Regions from separate parts of the Homo sapiens genome. Here region 2 is linked to region 1. Evidence: chromatin loops called from intact Hi-C (ENCODE). Cell type or tissue: HCT116. All regions are shown on one strand. Each heading gives the region's core, and the rest is flanking DNA. Links, peaks and the distances in the headings are about the cores only.

Region 1 (16,732 bases), core at 4,021-12,020:
TTGTGGAGGCTGGCTAGTCCAAAATCTCCAGGGCAGACCAGTAGGCTGGAGACTCACAGAAGGGTTGATATTGCAGTTCAAGTCTGAAGGCAGTCTTGATGCAGAATTTTCTCTTACATGGGGGTCCTCAGTTTTTTTCTCTTAATGCTTTCAACTAATTGGATGTGACCCACCTGCATTATGGAAGGTAATCTGCTTTACTTACAGCTACTGATTGCATCTAAAATATACCTTCATAGAAACATCTAGGCCTATGTTTGACCAAAAACTGGATACTATAGTTTAACAAAGTTGACACATAAAATTAATCACCATACTCAGTATTTTACAGTACTCAGAAGTTGCTTCAGTAGTGAGGAGTAAGCAGCCCTAGGTTGAGCACTGCTCTGGACCCATTTAACAAGTTAGAAGGCAAGACTCAAAAGGATGGAGCTATAGGAGGAATTTTAAAAATAATTTAACACCCAACAAGATAAAGTTCCCAGTGTTTGTTATCCAATAAAAAAGCAGGAAAATAGCATACATAATGAATAAAAGCATGCACACACACACACACACACACACACACACACACACACACGCAGTGTGTAGTATTCAGAAGAAAGACTGCTACAGTGATATGTTAAAATGTATTATCAGCATTTCTATTGTGATCTTTAATAGACATCTTAAAGTTACATCAAAAACCAACCTCCTGGGCCAGGCAGAGTGGCTCATGCCTGTAATCCCAGCACTTTGGGAGGCCGAAGTGGGCAGATCCCTTGAGGTCAGGAGTTCGAGACCAGCCTGGACAACATGATGAAACCACATCTCTATTAAAAATACAAAAATTAGTTAGGTGTGGTGGCACATGCCTTAATCCCAGCTACTCAGGAGGCTGAGGCAGGAGAATCTCTTGAACCCAGTAGGCAGAGGTTGCAGTGAGCTGAGATCGTGCCACTGCACTCCAGCCTGGGCGGCAGAGCACGACTCTGACTCAAAAAAAAAAAAAAAAAAAAAAAAAAGAAACCAAAACCAACCGCCTGACCTCACTACAACATTACCACATCCCCAAACATGCATTTCCCACTACACAACCCATTTCAATTGATGGCAACACAATCTTTTCAGATGGTGAGAACAAAAACCTTGAAGTTATTATTTTACTCCTCTCTTTCTCTCCAGTTCCACATCTAATTCATCACAATATCTTGTTGGCACCACCGCACCTGTTGTAATAGCCTCCTCTTTTTTTTTTTTTTTTTTTTAGTCTCTGCTCTCTTATAGTTTAATCTCGACATGGTAAAACAGAGTGATTCTTGCAACATGTGACTCTGATCAGTCACTCCTATGGCCAGTCTCAAGAAAGGATTTTCATTTTATTCAAATAGAAGCTAATGTCCTTCCAGTGACCTACATGATCTGCTCCTCCGCTTTTCTTCTGACAACATCTCCTATGATTCTCCTAGCTCAGCACTGTCTAATGATGAAATGTAATGTGAGTCACATATGCAATTTTAAAGTTTTTAGTAGCACATTAAAATGTTGAAAATAAGTGAAATTAATTTAATAACATTATATTTAACCCAACATTTCAAAAACATCATTTCAACAACATGAAACCAGTATAAAAATTCAACAAGTAATCAATATAAAAATGATTTTTGGTATTTTTTTCATGCACAGCCTTAAAAATCAGAAATGTATGTTATACTAATAGCACATCTTAAATTGGTTTAGCTCAATAGCCATGTGTGATAAATGGGTACTATATCAAACAGCACAGTGCCAGCTCTTGCCTCTCCAGGCACATTGGTTTCCTTTATATTCCTGGAACATGCCACCCATACTTTTGCTTCACAACCTCTCTTATCTAATGTGCTGAAATGCCATAATACCACATACTGGGTAATTTATAAACAATGAAAATTTATTTTTCATGGTTCTGGAGGCTGGAAAGTCCAAGATCAAGGTGCTGGTGAAGGCTTCCCTGTCTGCTTCCAAGATGGCGCCCTTTTGGTGCATCCTATGGAGAGGAGGAGCACTGTGTCTTCACATGGCAGGAGAAACAGGTCAACAATGGGGCAATTACTAGTTCCCTCCAGCTTTTTTATCAGGTCACTAATTCCATTCATGAAGGCTCCACCCTTATGACTTAATCACTTCCTAAAGCCCCACCTCTAATACTATCACATGAGCAATTAGGTTTCAACATATGAATTTTGGGGACATTCAGACAGTAACACAGCCTTTGCATCAGTTGTTTCCTCTTCCAGGAACTGCTTCCTCCATATATAAACATGGATTGTTTTCTTACCTCCTTCCAGTCTTTTTCAAATGTCACCATTTCCATGAGGCCATGCCAGATTACTTTATTTAATGTATCATTTATTATGTTTTAATAATACATAAATTACTTATTTATAATGTTTATTATCTATCTCTCCTCTCACTGTAAACTCTCCTATGAGGGCAGGAATTTTCGACTGTTTTGTTAATTTATATACTCCCAACTTCTCATAATCTCTATTCCATAGAAGTTCAATAAATACCTGCTGAATGAATGAGAAGAATTAATGCAGTCGGATATTATGCTCTCATTCCAACAACCTAGAGTCATGTACTGATTTTGAGAGATATTCAGGATATTTTGGCAAAGAACAAAATAGACATATTGAATAATTGTGGAAACATATATCCTTTTATTATTTCAAAACGTGTCTTTGGATATGAGTATAGCTGTGATTGAGATGACATATCATGTTTATAAAGAAAGCATAATATCTAGTTGCTATAATTAATTGCGTCTGTCTAGAGAGTAGAAATCTGTGGAGAGAGGACACTTTCATAGTTTTTAATTATACTTATATATATTTAGCTTTTTAAATAATAAGTATGCTCCTTGTGATAATTTAAAAATACTTATAGGTTTAAAAACTGGTAATGTCATAAAATATTGGGAGCAATTATTCTCTTGTTCTAAAAATTAACTCATTTAGGGTGCTAAAATCTATTTCTTGGAGGTCCCCTTTGTAAAACCCTGTAGGTATTTTTCCAGAAATATTCGGAGACCTCTACATTGTATGTGTATTATTCTGACCTCCTTTTGTATAGGGCTATCTGCGTTTCATCATTTTAATTCCAAGGAGTGATTTTATAAACTGTTCCTCAGTTCATAGTCTTTGCAATTAAATTGTAAGTTGACCCACTAACTGAATTACAGAAATCAGATATAAACAAATGAACAGATTTCAGCTGTTCATTTGATATATTGGTTTGAATTAGTTTTAATGGGCCACATGGCAGTTTTCTAGCCTGTAATTGCTATTAAACAGAATTCTGTAAATTCACTGAAGATGTTTAAATACTCTGTGTGGTAATACAACTGATTTGTGTTTTGTACAAGTTAATAACTATAGATTGAATTAAAAAGAAAATATGACCAAAAAAGAGGGTCTATTTAATGCAGTTTTTGTTTTATTACTTTGGAAGATTCATATGTCTTAATTTCAATTTTTCTTTTATTTCATTTTTTCAAAATAAAATTATAAGAATATAAGAATAAATAATAATAACAGTAACTTGTATTTCTACTGTGCTAAGAGCTTTAAATATTTTTTCTCATGTGATTCTTACAATAAACCTATAAAGTTGATATAAATATTATCTCAGTTTTTACAGATGAGAAAGTTGAGGTTTAAGAAGGCAGAATAACTTATCTATGTCCACAGAGCTAACAAGGTTAGAATCAACACTTATATATTATTGTTAGTTTCATTCTAAAACTGTGTTTTTAAGCATTATGTCACTAATATATTTATCCTAGTGAAAATAATTCTTCTGATCATCTTTAAAAATAAATAGGCCTAAAATTGCAAAGGGATTTTGACCTCAAATCGATTATAAATCCATTATATGAAACTGTTATATATGGTATCGCATCACAATACTTAGAACACCGACTGGAACATAGTAGGTATACAATAAATAATTTTGAATTAATGAAATTATGAAAGTTCTCATCTAATATTCTAAATCTTTACAGTGAAGGGAAAAATACCTTTTAAAGTGGGAAGAACAAAAGCAAATGGCACAGGGTGTTAGTATTTGAGAATGGAATAGTCAAATAAAAGGGATTCAAATTCACTTGACTGGATCATTTAGAAAAACTACAAATAAAGCTGGAAAGTGTCAGGCTATTCCATAGTATGCCTACTTTACAGATTACCAAATACATATAGTTTATGTGAGTTTGTATACTTAACAGGGGAATATTTATTTCCTCTGTTAATTTTATGCATGTTGAAATATGTGAGGGCCTGGTTAAAATAAGAAGCCCTCTCTGTAGCCCAGATAAAATGAGCCTCTCATTCTTCTCCATTAAATTAGGAGACATTGGTTGGCCTTTAAATATCATTCTGGACTAGTTAAGCAAACTCATAATGTTTGACTTCTGTTTGACCAGCTCCTCTCTCCAAACTTTGTCAACCACAAAATATCGTATGACACATTATATATACCTGATGATACTCAAATACTCTTCATCTTTTTATTCTCTACCACTTTACTAGTGCAGATTATCATCTGTTCTAGAACTAATGATGAAATCACCTTCAAATTATTCCCCTTGTGTTAGAAGTCCAGCTTGTTGACCACTTCTTCCCACTATCACCATATTTATCTTCCTAGAACATGTGTCTGTTCTTAAATCTTGCTAATTCCCTGTCACCTTTTGCTAATTCCAGGAGGAAGTGTAAAGCTTCCTCATGAAATTAAAGAAGTCTGCCACAGCCACCTTTCCTGGCTCACCTTCCCACAATCCTCCAGCAAACCTGAATTGCAATCATAAAGACCAACTCTGGCTGCCCCAGATAACCAAGCACCATCTGAGGCTGAATCTTGTTTCTAAAATGCTGTAGCTCTTCCTTTGTTATCAGTCAAAACCCTTCTCAAACATCAAGGCTCAGAAAAAATGCCATCTGTTTCATGATGTTTTTCCTAGTCTCCCCTATTTTACTCCTACCTTAAAATTAAGCATTTCCATAAAACTTTACTTATACCTACATTTATTGCATATCTCCTTCCCATATTTATTATAGTTGTCATTATTCTTTCCTTATTGGTTTCAAACTCTTTATGGACAGGTAAAGTGGCTCATGTAAGTGTTTCTCTTCCAGTGCCTAGAACAGGACAATATTTGCAGCAACAAAATATTCAATATAATAAAAATATGTTGTTTACTGAAAAAACACTCAATAAACTCAAAAACTACAATAAAATATTTTGTACAGAATAAAGATAGCAAAGAAAAAAACATAATTCTCCATATAATGGAAAAGGAACATGTTAAAACTTGTATTGATAACTAGATGAATATAGATGGATGTTTTACTGGAAAAGGGAAATAGAAGAGCAGAAAGGAAAACACATCAAAATTATTCTTTGATTTCAACTTTCCAAGGAAAAATTATTTTCAGGTACTAAGTTTGTCTGCATTGCAAAGGAGTGATTTTGTAATTTCCAGAACTGTCATCCTTTGTTCCACTGTTGTCCTTCACCCAGTATGCTCTCTGGGGGGTTTTAGGAGATTGCACACCAGGAGCGCTGGGCACAATGGCACTGAAGTCTTGCAGTGCAGGAAGCCTCAGCAATCAATTCCCACGCTTTCCAGGTGGTGCTGTTTGGTTCCATTCACATTAACTTTTCAGCTTTCTATGTGAAGAAAGCCTCCAGATAGTGAAGAGGGAGGGAGAGCAATAAGACCAGTGATTACAAATCCATCACTTTCATTGTTCCAGAGCCAGTAGCAGAACACAGCTGATAGACAAAGCACTGGTTTTGTTCAATAATTAGGTTGTTTCTTAGAGGAGAATATGAAGCCTTTTCAATATTTTACTCTTTTTAGAAAATATGTATATTGTATCAAACATTGTGTAGCACACAATAGAAATGGAGGTTTTAATAGTAGTCCTTATTGTGAACATCAAATATTAAAGGCAGTTTTGATTAGATTTGGGGAAGAATCAGCTCTACTGCATGCATAAAGCCAAAATATGTGGGACACTGGTCCACCTGAGAAGCAAGGTAGATATTTCCCAAATTAAGGGTAATTCAGGAGAGGTATTACTATTGCGTACACTTATAAAATATACTCAAAATTTGGGCAAAGATAAGAAAAGGATTTTTAGGCATATGGGTATGTGTATGTCTTTCTGAAAAAAAAAAAACTAAAATTTTAAGAATGCTATCATAATGATATACAAGTAAAATAGTCTGGATGTGAATACATCCGGGTCTTTTCAAGATGGTCCTTGCCAGGATTTTGTTGAAATATTATTTTCATGCTATCAAACGTCCTAAGTAAATGTCATTGTGGTTTCTTTATTTACTTTTTGGGCCCCTACTTTCTCACCGTATTTCCACCAAGTCTGACACCATGTTAGCTGTAAGTGGGGCAAAGAGATATTATAAAACATTCTTCAGTGATTAGAGACATAAAAACTATAAAAAATAATGTGTTACTTTGTAAATAGAATTCAAATTAGAATTTAACCTTCAAAATATTTTTTTTTGGAAAGTGATGAGAAAACACTGCATCTATATGGAAGCCGTGCAGTATAACAGAAAATGTCCTGTTGTATAAGGATGGAACACAGAATTTATTTCCACAACTATCACTGGCTCCTAAGACATTAAAGCTAGTCACTTAATTTCTGGTGTCTATCAATCAGTTCTTAAAAATGGAAACAATGATGCAAATTCATAACAAGAGATCATACAAATATTGGGATGATAAATAATATGTGACTGTATTTTAGTTGCCCAGTATGCCATTTTGTGATTATTTTTCAGAAAGGATTCATTCCTGAAAGGGAATTACAGAAAATAAGCACTATTGGTGTGTACTGTATTATTAGATATTTTTACACAAACCATTATGTTGAACTCAGAATAAAAGGCATATTTTAACTGGACATAGAGCCTTGATTTGTTCTAATAAAACCCTAATTTGCCCAAGTTTTATCAGTAACCATGGTTCCCACATAGTACTCATGGAGGTGGCCATGGTTTTTATTTTCTAATAAGACTCACTGTGGTACAAGGTCTGACTCAGAGCTTTTCCTAGGAATATAAAAAGGATAAATAAAAATGTAAAAGAAAAATTATCAAACTGTCCCTTGATAACTAAATGGTTGATCATAAATTGGAGTGTCTATGCAAATGAAGTAAATAATTAAAATCTCCAAGAACAGCATTGACTAGGTGGTTGATGACTGGCAATTATAAAAGCTGAATTTTTAATATGCATACATCCAAGGAGCCAGTAAAAATTAGCTCCCAGACTAATGGACTTGCCTTTCTTCCGAAGCAGAATTTTAATGAGAGCATTATTTATAACGGAGAGCCCAAGAACCAGGGTATTCTTGCTTAGTCTCATTTTTTTTTCCCTGACACCTTATCCATTAAACTATGAACTTCTTTACAGAAGAATAATACTTTATTCCCTAAGAAGTAAAGGTCAAAATGACCTCAGAAATTCGTTGCATTATATATACTCTAAAGACATGCCACTTAGGACAAAAGAAATCATAAAGCCTGTGTTTCTAAATACCCAAGTTGTATATGCTTTTAAAATATATTTCATAAGATCAAATTACATTCCATATAGTTTTGCCCTTCCACAAATTTTCTGTGTGATTATTTCCTACATAAGATAAAATGCAAAATCTTTGAAGGACACTTAAATCTTTTTGCATATATTTTTATAAGGCTTGAGAATGGTTTTAATCATTCCGATACGTGTATATTGTTAAGCTGCTAATTTCTTTGAGGCCATTGAAAGGGTTTAATTTTTCCCTAGAAACACCATTTTGTTATTGGCAGTCTGTGTTATAAACATCACAGAGTTTAGGTTGCCACTTTCCTTTTTGATATTTCAACCGGAGCGATGTCTGGTTTTGCTTTCATGACTCTTTCCCCCACAGTTGTAACTAAGCAAGGACTGTTTGGCAGATAGCATCTAAGGAGATTTTATTGTCTGGGTGACAGCTCCCTTAAACTATGAGTCAGGCAAAAGCCTGGTCCAAGGATGAGTCAGAGAGTGGTTTACTCAGAGCTGCCTTAAACAGAAAGTCACTAGTTCCCATCCAATTCTATCCCTTCACCCTCATTCCAGTGCCAACCTAAAATCATATGACCAAGGGAGATGGGTGGTAAAAGCATTATCAGGAGGAACATGATAAATGAGGTCTCATTAGTCTAAGCTTGTTCCCTTCTGTCACCTTTTTTTTTGTTGTTTTTAAGCCCTCAGTATTTTAGAAACTTCTATATCTACTCATATATACTGAAGAACCTAAATTTTCTAAAAAAAATCATAGATTTTATTAAAAATCTCAGAATGTAGGTACCTTTCTAATGTCCAATATCAGATAGACAACAGACAAATGCTTAGGATAATTAGGTTCTTTATATCAACCAAGGCAAGGCCAGGAGCTTCTCACTGAGACTCTTTGTTCAATAAACTGGAGATTGTAACTTTGGTTAATAACATTGAATTGTGAGTATAGTTAAGTTTATTTTTATATGTGTTTTGGCAATTTTGTGTTTCTTCTCTTTTTTAATTGCCTATTTTTATCCTTTGCACATTTTCCTCTTGGGGAATTTTTTTTTTTTTCTGATTGGTTTGAAATACCTCTTTGTGCATTAAGACCATGAGTTTTTTCCTTGCAACAAGTATTTTTCAAGTTTGTTATTTGCCTTTTAATTTTTATACTTGTAATGCATAAGTATGTTTATGCTTCTGTGTGATCAAATATACCTATACTTTCCCTAATGTTTTATTTCTTATTTTTATATTTAGAAAAGATGCCCCTACTCTGATACCAGATGAATATTTACTTATCTTTTTCTGTAATTCTTGTTTGTTTACAACAAATGTAATTCATTTTGGCATATGGTATGGAGTAGATCTTTATTGTTTTCCAAATACTAAGCCAGTTGTCCAAAGGCTACTTATCAAATGTCATTCTTTCTCCACTGCTTTGAATTATGTGATTTATAACATAGATCTTCGTAGCTTTAATATATACAAAAGCAATTTTTTTTCTAGTCGGTTCCAGCCATTTATTTGTTTTACTCCAGTATTAGGAATATTTTACTATTTCTAGAAAACTGGAATATTTCCTCACCTAGTAAGTATTGTTTTTTGTCTTTTTAGCATCAAATGAGCTGATCATATAGATTCCCTCTTTTGATATATCAATATACTGATGTAATTAAGTCTATATTATATCAGTAGAGTTTCTAACATATAACCACCCTTGCTTTCTTAGAATAAATCCTACTTGGTTATGGTTTTATTATATTAACACATTACTAATATTTTTCAGATTTCTGCATATATATAGTATAACTGAGAATGTTATGCAGTTTTCTTTTTGATCTGTCATTGCCCAGGGCTTTATAATTTTTTCTTCTTAATTCATAATATAAATTGGAAAATATAGTAGAGAAAGTTATAAAAATATGGCTGAGTCAACTAAGAAATTCAATGATTCACCTTCATCTGCCCTACCCGGAAACTGTACAAATAACCAAAGCATTATAAAAATCGAGAAAATCTAAAGGTCTGCACCAGTACTGGAAACTAGGAAAGGAGTCTATCCACACAAAGAATATTGAGTAGTTTCTGCTGTATGTGGTGCATATAACAAATGAAGACTTTTGTGATAGATAACTCACAATTCCACATCCCAAGAAAATAGTGGAGTATCTCAGGAATATAGTTATACAGCTAGGAAGATCTTCAATAGCATCTCCTGATTTGAATAGGCAAGGGCTCAAAGCAAGGGCAGGTCTGTAGATAGATAAGATGCAAAACTTCTGCCCAAATAGTCTATGCTCAGCACATTAAATACAAGTATAGTCATATTAGCTCAAAAGCCTTCAGGCAGTCGGACTTCTCCCTGGTATGGCATTAAAAGCTATAAATAATAAAGTAATTCAGTAAACAGTATAAGGCATGTAGAGGATAAGCTTGAGATGATCATACAGAATATAGGAGAAAAAGAAAAAATAATGAAAACAACCAAAGGAAAACCATTTGCATAGATGACCGACCTTGAAAAACTAAGGTACTGATTTTTCTATATTAACCCAACATGAACTCCAACATAAAATTGGGAGTTACTGGTGGATGTCTCCATGTTTACTGCACCAATTATACAGAAGAGGCAGCTGTCAGTCAGCCTTTCCTATCCTCCTTCAATTTGGTGTTGTAGATTGCTGAAATACACTACAATGTTTTTGTGAGTATCATCTTTCCTTCATCATCAGTTCCCATTTGTTATATATATTTCTTTGGTCATTGTAATCAGGATCTAGGATGAAGAACACAATTTTTGCCTTATTCTTTTATGTCTTTATTTACTTAAGGCAATAACACTGTAATTTAGTTAGAAACTTAGTTCATTAACTCAAAAGAGAAATTATAACTAATTTTAAACTCTCTGAGTTTAGGTTTTAAAAATTAGTGAAATTTCTCATTGGTTTCAAAATAAATTAATCATAAATATGTACAAGCTATTTTTTAAGAAACAATATCTTAATCATAAAAGTCACAAATTGAACTTTTTTAAAAGCATTATTTACAGGAAGGTGCTTTTTTTCTTGCTGCACTTTTCTAAAGATAAATACATGACCCTTAACATTTCCAGTTTCCAGTTGTCACACATCTTTACAAAGGCAAGCACAAAATTTGCACCTGTTATATGAGAGAAGTAAATGTCCTTTGAGATACTTTGACAGATACATTATAACAAAGTAAAGCAAAATTTTTAGTCTTTATATAAAAATAAAGTAGAAATATCTAATTAAGGATATGAAGAAAGCTGGTACTATTTCTGATCTTTCTAATGCCCAAATGAATGTTGTATTGTTTCAAAGTTTCAAATTCTATTAAAAAATTGCTGGCAGATATGTTCTTATTAAACATATAACATCATACCACTCCTACACCCCGAACAATCCCACCCACCTTGAGTACAAATCATTTTCAAAATATTGTTTGTCAGGAATTTTTCTTCAGCTATATACCATTTAAGAATGACACTAAAGGGAAATACTAGACTAGGGAATCTGTTTAGGGAAATCTGCTATTGAATAAAATTGGCATAGATTTAATAATATGAGTTTGAAGATAGAAATGTAGGTGTTTGATAAAAATTTAGGTAACAGAAATGAAAGCATTTGAAAATAGACATTTAAGATATTTAAAAATAGAATCCAAGATGATGTCATTAAAAACTGTATTATCAGAAAAAGTAGAAGACAATATATTTTAATTAGGAGGGGTAGGACTTTTTAAAAAATGTTTAAAAATAAAAATGTAATGTATTTTAACAATAGGACAGGACAAACATCAGTTTTTTAATTAAAACCCAACTTGGATTTAGTTTCTATAGTACTTTAGATACTTGTATTTCCAAAATAATATACAGACAGCTACTCAGCATATGTGTGAATATGAACACATACAAATATATTAGGCCATTTCAATTTTTCATCACAAAGTTAAAATTTCTAGTGACAATTAGTGGTTCATTATTCCTTTTAGAAAAGTGGCTGAATATAAGATCAACATGAAAAGATACCTTGCAGTCCTATATACTTGTAACAAACAACTAGAAAATTAAATATAAAGTAAGATAACACTTAAAGTAGCAATAAAAAATCAACTACCTACCAAAATTGGTCAACAATATGGAATTTCTCTATGCTAAAAACTAAAAAATATTATTGGTGGAAATTTTTTCTTTTTTTTTTTTTCTTTTTTTTTGAGACAGAGTCTTGCTCTATCACCAGGCTGGAGTGCAGTGGCGCAATCTTGGCTCACTGCAACCTCCAACTCCCCTGGTTCAAGCGACTCTCCTGCCTCAGCCTCCTGAGTAGCTGGGATTACAGGCGCCCACCACCATGCCAGCTAATTTTTGTATTTTTAGTAGAGACGGGGTTTCACCATGTTGGCCAGGATGGTCTCGATCTCCTGAGCTCATGATTCACCTGCCCCGGCCTTCCAAAGTGCTGGGATTACAGGCATGAGCCACCACGCCCGGCCGGATATTTTAAAAGACCTAAATATATGCAGGAATATTTCATGTCTGTGCATTGGAAGAACTCAATAGCATAAAGATGTCAATTCTTCTCAAATTGATCTATAAATTTAGTGAAATACCAAATAAAACATTCCAGCAGTTTCTTTTATAGAAAGACAAGTGATTCTAAAATTCTTATGGCAATACAAAGGGTCAGGGATAGTACAGACAAGCTTTAAAAAGAACAGAGTTGGAAAACTTACACTACCAGATATCAAGACCTACTATAAGTCTTACTTTAATAATGACATGGTGATATTGGCTCAAAAATAGACAAGTAGAGTAATGGAACAAAATAGAAGGCCTAAAACTGAGACCCATATAAATGTTGCCACCACTTCAACAGAAGTTACACTGTAATTGCAATGGATTGAATGTTTGTGTCCCTTCTAAAATTGATATGTTGAAATCCTAATGCCCAATGTGACATTATTAGGAGTGAGGCTATTGGGAGGTAATTAGGTCATCAGGGTGCACCTACATCCACGCAAATCATATTAGTGCCCTTAAAATGGAACACAAGGGAGTTCTCTCACTCTCTGCTATGTGAGAATAAAATGAGAAAACAGCTATGTGTGATCCAGAAGAGGGCCCTCACCAGAACCCAACCATGCTAGCACTCTGATCTTAGACTGCCAGCCTCCAGAACTGTGAGAAATAAATTTCTATGTTCATGAACCACTAAGTCTATGGTATTCTGTCACGGAAATCTCAACTAAGACATAAATACAATGGAAGAGAGGTTGTTTTTATGAATGATATAGGATCAATTTCATATTCATATGACAAGTAATAAACTATTGCTCCAAACTTATACAATACACAGGAATTAATCCTAGATAAACTATATACCTTAAAGTGAAGTGCAAAGCAATAATTTTTAAAGAAGATAATGGAAGGGAATAGTCTAATCATCTTTGACTTTTGGGTATGTGAGGATTTATTAAATGGGCCACAACATGTATTATTACTGAAAGAGAAGATAGAAACACTTTCAATTATCAAAATCAAGAAATTCCATTCATTAACGCCATTATGAACTGAAAAGACAACCAGAGTGGGAGAAAATACCTGAAAAAAAGCTAGGGTACAGAAATATGAAGCACTCCTGTAAGTCATAATAAAAAGACAGTTTTCAATTAAAAAACAGGCAAGAGATTTGAACAGTACATATACAAAAAATATTCAAAGGACTAATAAATATATTAAAAGGCATTAAACATCATTAGTCATCAAGGAAATGTCCTTTGAAAACACAATGAGATACCACTATAAACGCAATAAAATGCCCCAAAGTAAAACAGCAGATAACGCAAACTGTTAGCAAGGATGCAGAGTGGGAAAAGAATATTAATAATAGCATTATTTTCAATAGTCAAAACCTACAACAACTTTAAATTTCCATCAACAGTAGAGTCAGTAAATAAATGGCATAGCTTCATACGTTGAAATACCATATACAATGAAAAATAATGAAATACTGCCACACAAAACAATTGAATTTTATAATCTTTTAAACATTATAATCTTTTAAACATAGGAGTGCTTCATATTTCTGTACCCTAGCTTTTTTTTTTCAGGTATTTTCTCCCACTCTGGTTGTCTTTCCAGTTCATAATGGCGTTAGTGAATGGAATTTCTTGATTTTGATAATTGAAAGTGTTTCTATCTTCTCTTTCAGTAATAATACATTTTGTGGCCCATTTAATAAATCCTCACATACCCAAAAGTCAAAGATGATTAGACTATTCCCTTCCATTATTGTACATTAATTATGTACAATAGTACATAATTAATACCATTTATGTAAAATTAAAAACTTTATTGATAAAAATCAAAATAGTGTTTACTTTATGGGGAGATAGTTATTGAGAAAGGGCATGAAGGAGGCTTCTGGACGCCGTAATGATCTACAAGTCAACTTAGGTATTTTCACTTGACATAAACTCACCAACTTAAACGCTTGTGATTTCAGCACTTTGCTGTAAGTATGTTATATACTCCAACAAAAATGTTTTCTTACAAAATAAAACAGAAATATGCAGAAGAAAAACTTCATATCCTCAGGGGAATAATGAACCATACGTCCTTAACACAGAGGCGAAATTCCACAGCAGCCCCACTCCTGAAGTCCAAGGCAGGGAAATACACACATGATGATAATTAAGTGAAACTGATTTATTTTTATCTCAGTATACATTTTTGTAGCGCTATATGACTTCATGTGTTGTGCTTAAGGAAATGCATTCTTATATCTAAAGTAAGGATGAACAGATTGTAAATTCAAGAACTGTGCTGGAGTTTAAGACTTTTTTATAGTAATTGTTAATTTTCTTAAGTAAAGATTTCTGCCTTGATTACAACTAATTAGCAAATAAATTTTCTTTCTGTCATATCCCCTTATATGGAATCAAAAACTTATTAAGCATATGTCTATATTTGAATGCATTTTTACATGTGAACATCTCTTTTATATATTTAAATGTATATTTGACATAGTAGAGTATATATTTAAATGCAGACACACACAAATACATATGCATTTAAGTTTTAAATGAATAGTAAACAGTGATATGGATAACCCAAAAATCGTTTCTATTTGAATTTGGAATGTCTTGCATGATTTTTGAGGTATATTTATCTTCTTGATTACAGCTTGTTTAGACTGATATTAAAATTAGTCTGCACTACTTGAAGACACAACACCTGATCTTGAAGAATTATATCTAAAACATATTAGTTAACAGAAAGAAGGTATCTAGGGATTAAGTGTTTTACACTAATATTCATCCAGAAAGATCAGCAACATACTGATAAATGGAAATTAACTGTAAATTAAATTCAATCATTAAAATAAGGACATGCCTGAAACAAAATTAAGAAATTGGCCTAAAGTGAAAATTAGGGTATCTCAATTTATTTTAATTCTTCTTATTTTATTCTGTGTGTGTGTGTGTGTGTGTGTGTGTGTCTGTGTGTGTGTGTGTGTGTGTGTTTGTGTTGAGAGAGTGTATGCTACAATAAAAAGAGCACAGCCCTTAGATTCTGGCAAACAGATGTTTGACTACTGAGTCTATTAGTTTTAAAATATGGTAGCAAGTTACTTGACCTCTTGTAGTTCTTATTATAGAATGTGCCTTGGGCTGTGATCGTGAGAATTTAACCACAATGGCATATGAGTTCATAGTTTGCTTTTGGTTGGGCAAAGTTAATAAGTAAGCAAGGGACAGATCATGAGGTAGAGAGATCTAGGCTGAAAGATGATAAATTCACTTTGGGATATATTCAGTGGAAACCATCAACTTGTACCCTGATCAATAGCAAGTTGGATTTAGTGATATGAGCTGGAGACATAGTTCAGAGTCATCTTATATATGATGGACTTTGGAAATGGAAGCTTTGGAAATGAACCCAGGCCGCCTGGAGGAGTGTGCAGCATGAGAATAGAGGAGAGCCTGGAATCTAGAAGCCTAAGAATAACAACATTTAAGGGAGGCCAAGAAGAGATTTATTTTGCATCTTATAATCTGATGATACAGATGTCATTAGTTTGATTACATGTACAAATAAACAGAGCAAGTAGAGAAAAAATATTTATTAATAATAACAGGCAACCACAACCTCCGGGTACCTAGGGGCAAGAATATAACTGTACCTTGTGAGGGACTGGAGCCAGGAATGAGAAGCCTTCAAGGGATCCCGAGAGGATGTCCCTCACTCTTGTTTCTGTTTCAACCTGAATATCTTCTTTATTCTTCTACAGGCAGGCTTCATTTGTTCTTCTAAACACATGTTTAAAAAAGTTAACACTGAAGATTCCCAGTTTTATGTCTCATCTATGCAAGAGGCCAACTCAAAACAAAAGTAGAGTTAAAGGCCTTATTCTCAGTTTTTGGGAAAGGGCATTATTTCAGATACATATCTTAAGGCTTTTCACTGATTTTCCCAGCACTGCTGTCTCCAAAGTCATCTAGTCACTTGTCCTGAGAGTGCTGAGTTCTCCCCTCCCCTTGGCTGCCCCTGTGCAGGCACGTTGGCCAGCCATGTGCCAATAATTCTGCCTCAATGACCACTTTCAGACTTCAATTAAACACCATGAAGGCGGGTATGGAATCAGGCACATTGTGCAGCTGCCAAAATATCCAGATGATGTACCCTAGAAATATAGGGGAGTTTGATTTCCAAGAAGCAAACTTGAACTGAATCCCATTCCTTCTTCCCTCCCAGGATTAGTCAGAGTCATAGTTTTCCCTGCATTCTGCCCACCAAAATCCTGTATGGCAAAGGATATAACTCTGTAGCAACTTGCTGTTCCTTTTGTGTAGTAGCCAATGCAGGAATGCCTTATTCCCTGTCTGTCCCTGCCTCACTTCTCTTTCTCTCATTGCAGCTGCTCTGGGCTTGCATCTCTTAAGTAAAGCGTTTGCACATTAATCCTTACTTTAGCCTCTCTTTTCTGGGGAACTCAGGTGATGAGAGGCAGCTTATTGCTTAGATGTGTTCCTGTGTCCCCTCTGATTCTTTCTGCAAGGGAGAGGAAGGCAAAGTATTCCCAAGAAAAAGACCCTTCCACATGCCTCTGTGTCTTAGAAGGCACAGGG
Region 2 (16,732 bases), core at 5,801-13,800, 520 kb after region 1:
TCAGATTCAAGTCTTATGGAGAGGACACCTCAAAGTATAGAGGAGAAAGCTATGAACTGAGACAAAGTCCTGGGTTTCTTGTTATTTTAGGTTTTATGTTGGGAATATTACTCTTTTAAATAGAGGTATTTTTATGAGTTTGAAAAACAAAATGCTATCTCTGAGCCAGCAATCTCACCTGTACCTTACCAAATTCATAAGGGATTTATACCTTAAATTTGGGTGACACCATTATCAGTGAGCCTCAAACTGTACTGTCTAGTACGAACACTTGATTCTCCCTAATCAACCTTGTACACCTAGAAGGCATGTTGTTATTTTGATGAAACAAAACACAGCTAGCGCCATAGTATCTTTCATGAGAGTTAAATAGATTGAGTTGAATGAATTTCTTTCACTTAATTTTAGAAACTCAAAATTTGCTTTACATTCCAAATATTTTCAGTTGTGGTAATGATATGATGGCTTTCTTAATTTTTTAGAATCTTGAACTCCTAACTGTTTGAAGCCCAAACTCCAATTTCAGTAATCCCAGTACTCACATTACAACCTGGTTTTGAGTAGGGATACTTTCAAAAAACTACATTTCTAGAATAAAGTTTTAGTTTTAAAACCTCCCAAATAATTTTGTGAGTTGGGCAGGATTGGAGAAGAATTTGGATATAAAGTTCAGAGACCATTTATTGAGCCCCTTCTGAGTGGCAGACACTGTACTGGTTACTTCACACAAGACAGTAATTTGCATTCATTAGTCAACCATCCTCATAACCACCATGAAATTATGGACTAGTAATCCCATTTTGAAGACTGCAACACTGAAGTTCAGAGAGGTTTTTTGATTTTCTCAGGCTTCCATGATTAGAAAGAGGCAGAACCAGCTTTTATATCAGAGGGTTGTTAAATATTAAACAGAATACTACCCATAAAATAGTTTAGAATAGGGCCTAGCACAAGAAGCTATCATTATTAAGATTTATAGTATCAGAAAGGAGATCTCATGGATAAGGTGATATTGGATTTGGATCTTGTCAGTTAGATACAATTTGGGCAGATATTTAAGAGAATGATATTACAGAGCAACAAAAAATGAATAGAGTACAGAGTATTTGGAGTGTGAGAAGCAGTCAGGCGTGCTTATAGTGTAAGGCTAGAGATGGGGGCATACAGTGGGAGATCGTGTCTGGGAAGAAAACTCAATTGTTAAGACCTGGAAGATTATGCCAAGAAAATCCAACTTGGTTTTTGTTGATACTATTGATTAATCGACATCAAATAACAGGGTGACGTGGCTGTATTTGTATTTTAAAAACAAATCTGATATAGCGAAGGATGCTTTGGGGCCCAGGGAGAGAGAGGTGGAAACACTGAGGGAGGTAATCACAAAAGTCCAGGAAGAAGAATGAGGGTCTGTTCTGGGAGTGGAAAGACTCAAACAGACCAGCTGGAACAAAAGGACCTTATGGAGGATCAAACGGGAGCTCAAGAATTAAAACAGTCACATTTTCTAGCCCAGGTGATTAAGACATTGACGCTAATAAAACCACCACCAAAAATATGCAACTTACGCTTTACCTAGGGGTGGCTCATGACATTTTAGGACATTATGCTGAAGATACTGACAATATATCAGATATTCAGAGTCAACTTCAGATAAAAAGTAGTCTTTGGGGCAGCCCACCCTGTTACTATTTGTCAACACTATTTGTATCTTGGTTTGAATAAAAGTGATTTGAATAGCCAAAGTTTACCACTGGTCATATTTTTTTCAAGGTATTTTTGAAATGGAGGTCAAATTTGGAATGGCAAGAATAACCGAATTCTTTCATTGGTATGTGGCAAATATTAATCTCACATGATAGTGAAACAATTTATCTGCATATTGTGACACAAACTGCTTATAAGTTTCCAGCACCTCTTCCCTCACTTGCCCCTTCGGAATACAAAATGTTGGTTTCTTTTTCATATTGTTGCTCACCAGAATTCCAGAAATTCAAAAAAATACTTATTTAGCTGTTCACTGTGGCCTTCTGTTTTTCATTTTTTTCCCCAGAATATATAGAGTTAAATGACAACTTAGGTCCTGGGAAAGGCTTTCAACTTGAGATTTTTAAGGTTGTCCACCCTTCTCCCATTATATATTTCTTCGCCTTTGTTTTTTTTTTTTTTTTTTTTTTTGGTTGCATTCCCTTTTTAATTAATCACAACATTGGGTCAGCCAGACCCATTAACTGCATTTCTCATTTAGACCTTCCAGAGATGCAGTTGCAGATGCAATTTAATTTGTTGACCCATGATCGATAGCAATTAATAGCATCTCTTTAATCTTGTTGAAAGGTCTGTCTCTGGCTTCCAGTAGCCACCATCTCAAGGGAAAGGTATCCACACAGGCAGGTTATTTAGCTTCCAGTTCCCCTCAACCGCATACTTCTCTGGTGACTTGGTGTTTGTTTCAGAAGTCACCATATTCAGTATTTTCGATTATTGCACAAAAGTTCATCCAGGTTCTGTTATGAGATAGATCTGCTGCAAGCTCATCATGCATATGTTATAAACCAGGAACTCTGAGAAAAATACTATAAAGCACTTAACTCAGAAAAAAATAGATTCAAGGTTTTAAAGTATGTTACTAGACACTTAAGTTTCTGAGACTTCTCCATGTTGTGTTGTAGCTAACCCAATTCCTACAATCAAATATTTTTTTCTTATCTGTCATATTAATAAAAAGATTTATTCAATAAACAACTTTCTACCTAGGAAATTAGACTGTGGTTGAACTGAATAATGCATTTTTTCCCCTGTGCTCAAGAAGCTTACAGTCTGATGGGGCACACAACAAGGCAAGTCCACAATAACAGAGAGGGAGGCAAATGCTGTGTGTTAGATATGAACAGGCACACTGGGAGCCTGTGAGGCAGCTTTCTGGGAAATGGGATTTTTTATCTGAGTTTTAAAAGAGAAATAGATCAGGGTAAGAATAAAGAAAGTGGTCAATGCCCTTTGGCAGTTTATAAGATGGAGTTTCTGCTGATACAGCTCAGATCATGTAACTGCTCTATTTTGCTAATGATAAAATCCATTCAAATCAGTAAACATATGCCTCATAAAAGCGGGGACTTTGAGAAAATTCCAAAAAAAGCAAAGATGGGTCACCTCTATGTCGTGAAGAAATCATGTATCTTGATGACAACCCTTCTTTTCTGTAGTCAGTTTACTGATTAGTGGAACCCCCTCCCCTCTACCCACTTCAGGTTCTCACTACACTGCATTTTGTCAGGAATTGTCCTTGTATCTCTGCAGAAATTTGAGTAATGCCATCCGTCAATAGTAGTTGCTCTGTTGGCCTAATCTATTGAAAGCTTACTTGGTACCAGGCTCAACTGCAGAACTGAAGGCTGGGCCCCTGGTAGAGCATCAGTAAGCAATCAAGAGATGTGTATTTGAGCAAGAATCCCTTTCCAAATTTATGGAAATAACAATATGAGGATGACCATGTGCTCTGGAAACTCACACAACCAGTCTTGAAACCAGCTGTCAAGAAGTTTTCTGTGTTACAATTTTACAGATAAAAGGATACTACAAAATATCTTGTGGATAAATTGAGATTATGGGCTATAAAAATATAAGACATAATTTGTAAATTGCAAGTATCAAAATGTCTAAGGTGTGTGTGTACATTTGTATCTATGTGTAAATAGTATAGGTCTATGTATCTATAGAAATGTAAAAAGTTATGAACATTATGGTGAACTGATGGCTGTGTCATTAAGATCAAATATTCACTATGTTTCCATCTGTCTAGTAAACTCTTCTCTTTTGTACCTAAAAATTGCAGGCTTGTTTAGCCTACAGTAATTTTACCCCATCTTTGCCTTGCTTGAGGCACTTTATTAGTTATGCTTGTTCGTACATTTAATTTCCCATCCCTAATCATTTGTGGCTCATGTGGTTCATTGATTTCAGAGGGAGGCTGAACATGAGCGAAGGAAAGCTGCAGAGGGGAATGAAAATCAAACTGCCATGAAACCTAAAATCATTGCAGTGGCAATGAAATAGATGTATAAAAAGAAAATATTTCTTATCAAATGTGCAAATATTAACATAAGCATATAGTTGGGATTTTTGCTTTTGTTTGGGATTTTTTGCAATTAGACAGTTATTTCTGCATAAGAGGGCTTAGGTTCCACTTGCTTGCTATGTTTACTATCTGATGTGGCCTTGTAGGGTACTACTTCTATAAGATAAAGGGAACAACTTCCTTGGGTATCCAGATCTGCACACTTAACATGCACTTGGAGGATAATATTATCCAAGCCACTTTATTGTTTATGTAAGGCACACTTGTATCCTGTTGGCTGGGCTGCTTTCAGTTTCCCCAGAAAACCTAGCAAAGTTCCAGGAGGTTCTCAACCATCAGTTGCCTGTTTCTCAGCCTGAAAAGTATCCTCCTCTCAGGAATGTTAACTTTAATTGCCTGAGTTTGCCTTAGATATCCACCTGCACCTTCTGGCTCATGAGTTACTGAGCACTGTGCAAGGCACACTTTGGATATACATAGTATAAAAGGCACCACCCATAAGTAAGAGCAGAGTCAGTGTCCTATTTCTCACTCCTGTTCCTCCAGTACAGTGACTTATAGCAGCAGCCAGGCCACTGGCTACCAAGACTCCAGAGTCAGCAGCCTGTAATAGCTTCGGTAGACCGTTACAACTGGGTCTTTATTTTTTAAAAAACCTCCTTGGCATCAACTGTCCTCCAATGAGCAGGGAGGTCAGGCTCACAGCAGCAAAGCTATGAAATGAAGCATCTGAAAAAGCATAAAGTAACTTAAAAAAATGGGGGAGGTGCACAGAATTGTGATATTTCACACCACCAATGTAGCATGCAATGATACATTTCCTTTCTTTGCACTTGCAGAAGTAAAACCAGAACATATATCTGTAATCACATATTCCATCCCATTGATTTTCACTTGCAGAAAATGGAAGGCTAGTCATCAAACTCATATGCCTATTGAAATGATGTCAACTCAGAAAAATACTCTTTGTTTACCGTATAATCTATATTTCAGTACATAAAAATCCACAGCATGTAGGCTGGTTATACAGCACTATACTATTTTCTTTAGTTATCTTCTGGAGAAATAAAAGAGTATATTGGAAATGTATTATGTTTACATTGAAATACAACTAGAAATATTTTTTCTAACCCTCTTAGGTTCACAATGAAATAGATTTTTAAAATTGGTTAATTTGAACAATTGCATACTTAGCATCACCAGAACTGAGGTTGAACTGAATAATCTGGCCCAAAGTAATTTAAGACCTGATTTATGTGTAAACTGGATCATCGTAAAGGTCCACTTCTTCATGGCTCTGTAGATATCATCAGAATCATGTGTGCAAGGCCAAATGCTTTCCTTCTTTATATAAAGGATTTATTCTAAGTGAACATCTTTTCATTTTATTGTGGCAAGAACACTTCATATGAGTTCTACCCTCTTAAACAATTATGTGTATAATACACTATTGTTGATTATAGGTACAATGATGTACAACAAATCCAAGAACTTATTCATCTTGCTTAACTGAAACTTTATGTCTGTTAATTAGCAACTCCTCATTTCTCCCTCTCCACACCACCCAACCCTGGAAACCATTCTGCTCTTTGACTATGAATTTGACTATTTTAGACACCTTACAGTATTTGAATATTACAGTATTTGTCTTTGTGTGACTGGCTAATTTCACATAGCATAATGTCCTCAACTTTCATTCATGTTCTCTCATGTTGTAGAATTTCCTTCTTTCTTAATGGCCAAATAATATTTGGTCAATGGACATTTAGGTTGCTTCTTTTAGATATTCTGAATGGGGTTGTAATGAACATGGGAATACATGAACATCTTTAACTTTTTACTTAGACTATACAGAAAAGTGTACACACTCTAAGTATACCTATAACACAGGGTATATAGGGTATAACACTGGCACCTCAGAAGTTCCCACATACTGTTTCCCAGGCAGTATCCTCACTGCCACCAAGGATAACCCCAACAAGAATGGCTGAGCTTCCAGTAGCAAAACTCACTTATGCCTGCTATAAAACTATGTAAATAGAATCATGCAGTGTGTATCTTTTGAACTTAGCACCTTCCATGCAAAATTTCGCTTGTGAGATTTGCCCATATTTTTCTTTACAAAAAAAATTTTGATGTCATTGACAGAGCTACAACCCTTTATTTCCTAGGTGAGGTATAATTAGTATTTAAAAACTAAAATCTCACCCAAAGATCAGAGAATATGAAGAAACAGGGAGAAATCTCTAAACTTACACTTTCTTCTTCTAGAAATTTAGTAACACATTAATTTAGGAGTTTCCTAGACTCCTCCATTGGAAGCTGCTTCTAGGCAGGAGGTAAAGTTAAGCAGATGTGGGGCCAGGTTTCTATTTTTGAAGAGGGCTTGCCCTTCTTTGTATTATTTCATCACTTCTAGCTGAATTCATCAATTATCATTTTCTCCTTTCACTCTTCAGTAAAGCCTTTCAGTGGCCTAGAAAAAAAGCAAGACTCCCTGACAGGCAAGCTCAGAAAAATCAGACCTGAAATAGAGAGGGGAAAAAGCATCATGGCATCCAGGGTGGGGTCATTGGAGACTGGAGAGAGTGCCAAAGCATTTCCTGAGAACAGCTCCTCCTAGCGGGAATTGTGTGCCCTGATCTCGTCCTGGATCACCTTGACCTTCCCACCACCCACTCCTCCTAGCCATCTCTTTTCTCAGCTCCCATTTTAGGGAGCAGCAGACTTACACCTGGACCCTTTACGCTAAATTGAAGCAATGAAATTATGAGAACTTGGAAACTGAATAAAGGAATTAAAGGGAAGAAGCAGTATAACTTGAGTGAGCTTTGAAATACAAGGGAAGAATAGTTTTGGTTGTGTGTGAATATGATGAGCTGAGCTTTAGACATTGAGTGACAGCAAGATAGCTAAGTATCTCTCCCAAATAGTCCATTGGATATTTGAGTTTGAAGTTCAAGGCCAAGATCAAGACAGGAATGCAAGTGAAGGAGTTTTAAGAACATAGATGACAGAAACATAAGCAGGTAAGACTGCGTAAGAATAGACTATAGACCTGGGAGAATACCGATAACACATAGAAACAATCCAAATGAAGACATGCTGTGACTCTGATCAGATTATAGATACTGTATAGCCATACGTTCTTCTACATTCTCTTCATGCTAAGAATCTTACTCAGTATTTCCAATGGTCAAAATACAGTGTTCATTAAATCTTGTCCACCTATATTTAGAGAAGAAAAGTCAAAGGCTAATTACAGATTAATGATGAGCAACATTTAAGTAAAGTGAGTGAAAATTGATTCTGTTATCTCTGAAAGATTCAACAGAATGCTTTAGCATTACATATCAATGTAGATAAATACATATATTGCTGGATAAAGGGTATGACAGCAATATATTCTCACACAAATAAGTCTTACCTATACATGCTGAAATGTTCATTTTTCAGTCCATTACGTTCAATTTAATGCATATAGAACACATCTAGAATCAATAGGACTTTGAATGTTTCATTTTTAATTTCACTCACATGAAAAATTCTGTATGCTGCTTGGTAGTTCCAGCACTTAAGCAGTGTCAGCAACAGGCCCCTCGGGAAGCATGAGGCCAAGGTTAAATCTCTTCTAAGCCAAGATGCTCAGATACCCAAAGAACCAATTTTCGTTGTATTGCATGTCTCCTGGTATTTTATCGGCATGCCCGGAATCAGAGTGAAAGGGGTGCACTGGGACTAATTTCAGTTGCAGATATATAACTCCTGGCATTACGTTTTCCGTAACTTTCACAAAATTCAAGGTTACTGCTTTGGCTTATTAGTCTTTAGCTAATTTTGTATCACCCACAGGAAACAAAAGTAGAAATGTTGTCTCTCCCAAAATATAGACAACAGTGTAATGGGAGATGTGGGTTCCAGTTTCTGCTGAATTTACAAGTACTTTCTAAAGAAGAAACAGCTTAAATAACTTTTATTCATGACTAAAATAGTCATTATGTATAAAGGTAATGCCCCTGATCCTCCTGGCCAAGTGGCATTCCCTTAGATTGCTTCTTTATCATAAAAATAGATTTGCATATCTCCACCAGTGGCCATATCCCCTTTCATAGCTCTATCTGCAAAATGGCAGATTTGGAGTAGAATCAGAGTCGGGATGACCATGAATGTAGTATGTGAGAGCTCATCCTGGCAGCAGATCAAAAGCAATCCAGAAAATGTACTCAGGGAAAAAATTCTCCTATACTGTTTTACTAGCCCACATGCCTCACACCTGTCCTTCACGGACACATCACCTCCGGTGATCCCTGCATTGATCAGACTCAATAGCTTGCTGAACAACATTCATACTTAATCATATACTTGTACAGTATTTTGCAATTTCAACAAATTTTCACATATGCTATTTAATTTTATATTCTATGAACTCACTATAGTAACAAAGCGGCTGTTATTGCATATCTTACTGGGGGAACTGAAGCTCCAAAAAGTTACAAAGCTAGCACACAATAACATAATACATGGCGAAACTTGTCTAGAAGCTAAGTACCTCCCAGTTTCTAGAGTAGTATTATCTTTACTCTACCCCAGGCATCCTATAAAAAACAAAAACATTACTGAGGTCTCACTCAGGGTAGAAATAGGGCCTAGTGTCATGTTAAAAATCTTTTTTCTGGGTTGAGATTTTTTTTTATGATACTTTAAGTTTTGGGGTACATGTGCACAATGTGCAGGTTTGTAACATATGTATACATGTGTCATGTTGGTGTGCTGCACCCATTAACTCGTCATTTAACATTAGGTATATCTCCTAATGCTATCCCTCCCCGCTCCCCCCACCCCACAACAGGCTCAGGTGTGTGATGTTCCCCTTCCTGTGTCCATGTGTTATCGTTCAATTCCCACGTATGAGTGAGAACATGCAGTGTTTGGTTTTTTGTCCTTGTGATAGTTTGCTGAGAATGATGGTTTCCAGCTTCATCCATGTCCCTACAAAGGACAGGAACTCATCCTTTTTTATGGCTGCATAGTATTCCATGGTGTATATGTGCCACATTTTCTTAATCCAGTCTATCATTGCTGGACATTTGGCTTGGTTCCAAGTCTTTGCTATTGTGAATAGTGCTGCAATAAACATACGTGTGCATGTGTCTTTATAGTGGCATGATTTATAATCCTTTGGGTATATACCCAGTAATGGGATGGCTGGGTCAAATGGTGTTTCTAGTTCTAGATCCCTGAGGAATTGCCACACCGACTTCCACAATGGTTGAACTTAGTTTACAGTCCCACCAACAGTGTAAAAGTGTTCCTATTTCTCCACATCCTCTCCAGCACCTGTTGTTTCCTGACTTTTTAATGATTGCCATTCTAACTGGTGTGAGATGGTATCTCATTGTGGTTTTGATTTGCATTTCTCTGATGGCCAGTGATGATGAGCATTTTTTCATGTGTCTTTTGGCTGCACAAATGTCTTATTTTGAGAAATGTCTGTTCATATCCTTCGCCCACTTGTTGATGGGGTTGTTTGTAAAAAAAGTTTTCTTATAAGACAGACTTTGTCTTTGACATCCCAACCTTTTTCCCAGAGCCCTATTTCTCTCCCCATCTTTCTACCTTCCAGACCTGGATTTAGCATCCTCAGAAATCCTCAGCATGCTGAGAAGAGTCATTCCCATCTCTTCCTACTAAGCAGATTCCTACTGGTACTTCGCAGACTCAAATATGATCTCCTCTCTGAATATTTTCCTTTTTCTCCTGGAATCACTTACTGTGTCCTCCTATAAGCTATCAGAGGAGAGCTTTTTTCATACATTTTAACAGTACTTATTACATTATATTTTAATATTTCAACCTATCCGTTTTTCCCCAGGACTTTGAGCTCCTGCAAGACAGCCAATTTTCATCCTTGTATTGACCATAGTACCTAGAAGAGTCTCTGGCACATAAGAGATGTTCAATAAATGTGGAGTGAGTGGACCTGAAAACCTTTAGCCAAAAGTGTTGATGACAATGGGCCCACTCCCTTCACAATAACAGATGCTTATAAATGTGAAGATATGTCATCAGGAAAAGGGAAATACTTGGCACAAAGTAATGAATCTCTCAAGATGAAATATCACAATGAATATAATTTGGGAATGTAGGGACAGCACAATCTTATTGTTTCTCGAATTGTATCACATAGGCAAATTCCAAAATGAATTCAAATTACTTCAAGTCAAATATTTATAGTGGACATTTGGCATTCATCAGCAATACTTCCAGAGTCCTCTACATATCCTTAAATTTGATATTCCAGAACTTTTTGCATGGATCTTGATTTTCTCCAAAATCACATTCTATTGAAAATAACCTGTTTCCTTTTCCTTCTCAACTCCTAAGTTTACTACTAAATTTTTATAAAACCATGTCTCTTATTTTATACACATACAAAAATTGTAGTTATAAGCACTTAGTGATGCACAATAAAGACTGCTTGATGAAGAAGAACCACAGTCATATTGAGATGCACATGCTGGGAGCAGTAAAATTTCAGAGCCCTCTGGAGGTCACTTGGGAAAATTCAAAACCACAAGTGTCAAATCTGTGAATGCAAAGAATCTAATGGATACTAAGTGCTTATTATATGCAAGACATTGTGGCGAGTGCTGCAGAGAATTCAATATGCATAATTGTCTCTGTTCTAAATATTTTACTAATTAGTCCAGTGCCTCTATCTCTGTTGTATCACCATTTTTGTTGACATTTTTATTTAATAGAACTTACTATAGAAATAGCCTAAAGGCTTCCAGTCAAGATGGTGCCTTGAATTAATGCTGCAACCTTCTCTCTCTCTCTCTCTCTCTCTCACACACACACACACACACACAAATACTAATAGATTAGATACTTTAAAAAATTTTAACATTAATATTTTTCAGTATATTAACATGCACAAGAGCTAGTAATACGATAGAACAGACAGAGGTGAGGAAAGGCTATTGCCACTAGATCAACCAGATTCCAGAATTGTTCATAGTATATATATAACATACACACACATATACATATATATATACATATATACACACACGCATATATTTTAATGGAGAGCCTGTGCCAATCCCCAAGACACTGGCTTATATGAAACTATACTTGGCAGCAGGAGGGGAACTATAGAGAGCATAAACAGCCATGCCAGTAGGACCCGAGCCAAGCTTGAAGGCTTATGATTAGGTCGGTATTGTTTTCATTATCACCATGGGACACAAATGCAGAGGCATCAGTATGAAGCCTGGCTCTAGATAGGAGATACTGAGTCTGCAGACTATAGACAGGAAAGAATAACTATAGAGAATGTGAAAAGGAATTGTCCAACTAAAATTTTAAGCATTTGAAACACAGAAATGCTAACGAAAGTAAATTCAATCAAGAAATGTTAAAATGACTTTAAAGAAGAAATGTTTTATATCCTCAAAGAAGTTAATAACATCTGTAAAAAAACCAAAAACTAAAATTATAAAACCGAAGATGTCAGATATGAATCAAGAATAGGCTAAGAAAACAGAGCCAATTAGAATTCTTGGAAATCAAAAATTAGCTATTAAAATAAAAAGTTCAGTATGTTTTAAGTTATTTCCTAGATATAGCCAAAGTAATAATTTGAATGTAGATATGAAAATATTCACCTGGAATAAAACAGGGAGAAATAAGTATAAAAGTAAAAAGGTATAGTAATGACGATGACATTAAACTGCTTTAGAAAATATATAAAATGAAAATTAGAATCAAATATCAAACTTCTAAACCAGGAGGAAAAAAATTGAGAAAAAAGATCAATCCAAGTTATAACAGGGGAGTAGGGGAGAGTAAGAGAAAATAACATGGTAATAGAAAGTAAAATGTTTTAATTAACCAGTAGTAACAACAAATATAAAGGTTTAAAATTACCTAATAAAAGATTAAATAAGATGTTTTTCAATTCAGCATATTATAAGAAAAACACCTAAAATAAAACACTGAAAATTCAAATAAAGGGATTAGAAAAGATATACAAAGTCAATTTTTTTTTTTTTGAGATGGAGTCCTGCTCTGTTGCCCAGGCTGGAGTGCAGTGGCATGATCTCAGCTCGCGGCAACCTCCACCTCCTGGGTTCAAGCGATTCTCCTGCCTCAGCCTCCTGAGTAGCTGGAATTACAGGTGTGTGCCACCACACCCAGTTAATTTTTATATTTTTAGTAGAGATGGGGTTTCATCATGTTGGCCAGGGTGGACTCGAACTCCTGACCTCAGGTGATCTGCCCACCTTGGCCTCCCAAAGTGCTGGGATTACAGGTGTGAGCTACCACTCCTGGCCCTAAAAATTATTTTTATAATACTTTTATAATATTTTATAATATTTTATAATATAATTATAATATTTTAAAAATATTTTTATAATATAATATTTTTATAATTTTATAAGTTATTTTGTTTTCATTGTATTGACATTTGCACTGATATTACAAAAGCAACAGTGGGTAAAACTGCTCAAACCAAGGCAGTAGCACTAAATTATACTAGTGGTCTTTTTCACTGCTATGTGTCAGAGATAGACACAATTGGACATTAATTAAAACAGTGAAAACAAATTTTATTCAATGACTACTCACAGTAGGGGAAACAGTCAAGCTCTATTTCAATTTGGGCAGAGGTGGTTTGGGTGTTTTAAAAGGAGAATGAGGAAGGGGTCAGTGTAGGGACTCAACAGAATCAGAGAAGTGAACAAGTACAAAGGGTTAGTCAGTGTGAAGGTAAGTAGGCCAGCTGTGTCTGCTAGCAGGTAGTTATCTAAGTTAAGGTTCTATCCTCCCACAGAGACTGGGAGAGAGAGGCCTTATCCTTTTTGATGACTGCATTTCAAAGGAATGGCCTCCCAGTGAGCAGCAAGAGCTATGTATTTACAATCCTGAGCCCATTTTAGTTAGTGAACTAAGAAAGGGAGGTCAGAGGCCTATCATTCTGTGTGTGTTGGCTAGAACAAATAGTAAGCTTTTCTGGCAGCATGAACTTTCTCAGGCAGGCATTTTAACGGGGACTGGAGTCATCCTAGGGACATGGTGTTATGCTACTGGAAGCCATGCCAGAGTTTTGTCAGGTCTCAAAGTGCAAGAGTTTGAATGAAGTTTCATGTGCCATGAGTTCTGCATTTTTCACATGCACTTGCAGAAAACACATGCCACCCCCTCACTCAGCTCCCAAAAGCCAGTTTTGCATAAGAATGACCTTCATGAAACGATATTAATTATATTAAAACTCAATCCTCGAGTACATGTCTTTTTAGTATGCAGTGTGACAAAATGGGAATTATAAATAAAGTACTTTCTGCTGCATACTAAAGTACTCAAGTTACCTTAAGGAAAAGCTATGTTCAATTGTTTGAATTGTAAAATGAACTACCACTTTTTTTCATGGAACATGATTTTTACTTGTAAGAATGACTGATGGACAAACTATAGCTATCAAAGTTTGTTTTTCTGCATACATTTTTCTCAAGAATATATGTAGCAAGTCTTATCACTTCAAGGAAAACAAGTGACAGCTAGCAGTATCTCTTGCCAATGATAAAACTCAACTTTTCAAGTGAAAATTGGAAAATTCGAATTTTGCAAAACTTGTATTCACCACCCTGAGCTTGATAGCTTTACAGTACTTCAAGACTGTTCTAACAAGATCAGTGTTTATCTTAATGAATGTAATTTTTTCCACACTATAGTATTACAAAATCAGGCAGAGGAAGAAGATCTATTCAAAGTGGTACAAGATACACCAATGGATATCATGTGTAACAGAATAACTTATTGATATGATTTCAGATTTCTTCTTGCCATGAACTGTTAGTTTTGGTGTACTACCAAAAGAAATATCCGCAATTACCTTCTACCACTCCTATAGTTCAACATTTTCTTGGAGTTCCTAGTCAACAAAAAAATGATAAAAGAAATAACACATGAGTTGTACAAAAAAAGAGACACAATTGTCATTATTTGCAGATGTTACTATCTACATAGAAAAATCAAGAAAATATCAAATAATAAAAACTTATGCAGTTCAGCAGCTGAATGAACATGTAAAAATTAATAGCATTTCTCCCCAAGTCATAAATAGAAAATGTAATGGCAATAAAAATCTCATTTATAATGACAACAGAAAATATAAGGTACTTAAGCATAACACTCATGTCTTGCATGATGGTCATCAAGAACTTTAAAAATTCTAAATAAAAATTAACATGTTCATAAAGGGAATATGAGAAAAGTATCCCCAAAATTAGTTTACAAATTCAATAAAGTTTTTATCAAAATTCCCTCCAAATTCTTTGAAATTTAAACTGACCCTAAAACTCATATAGAAGAGAACGTCTAAAACTCATATAGAAGAGAACGTCTAAAACTGATATAGAAGAGAACGTCTAAAACTCATATAGAAGAGAATGTCTAAAACTCATATAGAAGAGAATGTCTAAAACTCATATAGAAGAGAATGTCTAAAACTCATATAGAAGAGAATGTCTGAAACTCATATAGAAGAGAATGTCTGAAGCTCATATAGAAGAGAATGTCTGAAACTCATATAGAAGAGAATGTCTGAAACTCATATAGAAGAGAATGTCTGAAACTCATATAGAAGAGAATGTCTGAAACTCATATAGAAGAGAATGTCTGAAACTCATATAGAAGAGAATGTCTGAAACTCATATAGAAGAGAATGTCTGAATTTTAAGGCACAACAATGATGAAGAACAAAAGATACCTTGCATGAGATATAACAAAAGATCTACATAAATTTTTGAAGAAAATTTTAAAGCCTTACTAAAAAAAAAAAAGTAAAGAGGACTTAAATACATGTAGAAATATACTATTTGTGTGCAAGGGAAAACCCACTATTATTAAGATGGTGATTGTCCCCCAAGCTAATGTATAAAATTTCAATGAAAATCCTAGTATTTGGGGGGAGGGGGGAGGGATAGCATTAGGAGATATACCTAATGCTAAATGACGAGTTAATGGGTACAGCACACCAGCATGGCACATGTATACATATGTAACTAACCTGCACATTGTGCACATGTACCCTAAAACTTAAAGTATAATAATAATAATAAGAAGAAGAAGAAGAAGAAATTGTGGCATACATATATGATGGAATACTACTCAGCCATAAAAAGGAATGAATCAATGGCATTTGCAATGACCTGGATGAAATTGGAGACTTATTCTAAGTGAGGTAACTCAGGAATGGAAAACCAAACATTGTATATTCTCATTCATAATTGGGAGCTAAGCTATGAGGATGCAAAGGCATAAAAATGACACAATGGACTTTGGAGACTCAGGGGAAAGGGTGGGAAGGGCGTGAGGGATAAAAGACTACAAATAGGATGCAGTGCACACTGCTCAGGTGATGAGCGCACCAAAATCTCACAAATCACCACTAAAGAACTTACTCATATACAAACACCACCTGTTCTCCAATAACCTATGGAAATAAAAAAATTTTGAAAAAAGAAAAAAAAAAGAAAATCCTAGTATTATGTTTTAGGAAACCTGATGGGTTGATTCTAAAGGTATTTATGGAATAATAGCAAATACTTAATAGTTTTTCTGTTGATCAGGCACCATTCTAAGAACTTTAAAAATAACAACTCTTTTATGTCCACAATAACCTTAACTATAAGATAGGTTCCACTATCATTTCCATTTTATACCTGAGAAAACAGAGGCACAGAGAGAGTAAAAACTTACACAGGGTCAAACAAATAGTAATAAAAAATGAAGATTCTTCCCCCATTTGCCTCCAGTGTCCCTGCCCTTGACACCACTATGCCATTCTGTCAGGAATACCAAATGATTCTGATGAAGAACAAGAAAGGAAAAGGCGAATGGGGAGATATTTTTATCACTGTAACTTGAAATAGTGTGAAATTGATGAATAAATAAGTAAATATGCCAGTGAAACAGATTGAAACACCTGTAAACCACTTACACATTTAATTTACGGGAGTGGAAACATTTTAGATCAATGAATAATGAATTTCATAGAATAAGAAATATAAATAGTGGAAAATATATGGAAAGACATTCAATGTAATCAGGGAAATGTAAATTTAATTAAATTTAAATTTAAGCATAAATTTGGCATCCCAAAGTAGGCAAGGTTGAACCATCATCGGAAAGTTGATCGTTCCCATCTCTTCCCAAGTCAGCATTGCCACATTAGTGCTGTCGTGTTGGTAACCTGAAACTGGCCATGTGGGAAGTTTTACACAATGGAAATGGACAAATGCTACAAGTCAGGGCTGCTTTGCCTATTTACCAGTTTGGCAGCATATACTGACTTTAACTCAGAATGAGATATTGCTTCAACCTATGAGATACACACGAGCTGAAAACATTAACAACAGCCAATGTTGACAAGAGTATAAAATAAGGAGAAATTTCTTCATCTGCTGGTAGGATTATAAGATAATAGAACTACTCAAAACAATGTGGCATTATCTGTACAACTGAAGGCATATTCATCCTATGACAGCGATTTCCCTGCTGGGCATATGAAGAACCTTCACGTGTAGGTAAAAGGAGACATACATAAGCATGTTCACAGCAATATTGACTGATGTCCTAGAAAATCAGAAA

The links. A loop is a pair of places that touch in the nucleus more often than their neighbours do. Peaks named below come from ENCODE experiments on the same cell type or tissue, not always from the same donor. Only the 100,000 strongest peaks of a DNase experiment are listed, where the experiment ranks them.
Region 2: it touches region 1 in a loop (2.1-fold over the local background); 2 of 110 quality-filtered maps call a loop at or near these places.

The regions. Positions count from the first base shown.
Region 1 is chr2:214,061,441-214,078,172 of GRCh38, forward strand. The region is part of intron 13 of SPAG16 (sperm associated antigen 16); the gene reads left to right. Among named protein-coding and RNA genes, the nearest start is that of MIR4438, 310 kb to the left of the region's middle. In HCT116, for the core only: no CTCF peak of the experiment used is centred there; a DNase peak (open chromatin) is centred at 8,041; H3K4me3 peaks cover 376 bases.
Region 2 is chr2:214,580,939-214,597,670 of GRCh38, forward strand. No RefSeq gene overlaps it. Among named protein-coding and RNA genes, the nearest start is that of VWC2L-IT1, 79 kb to the left of the region's middle. RefSeq lists an enhancer at 12,663-13,303. In HCT116, for the core only: CTCF peaks have their summits at 6,715 and 10,631 (motif pointing left); DNase peaks (open chromatin) are centred at 6,653, 10,600 and 12,953.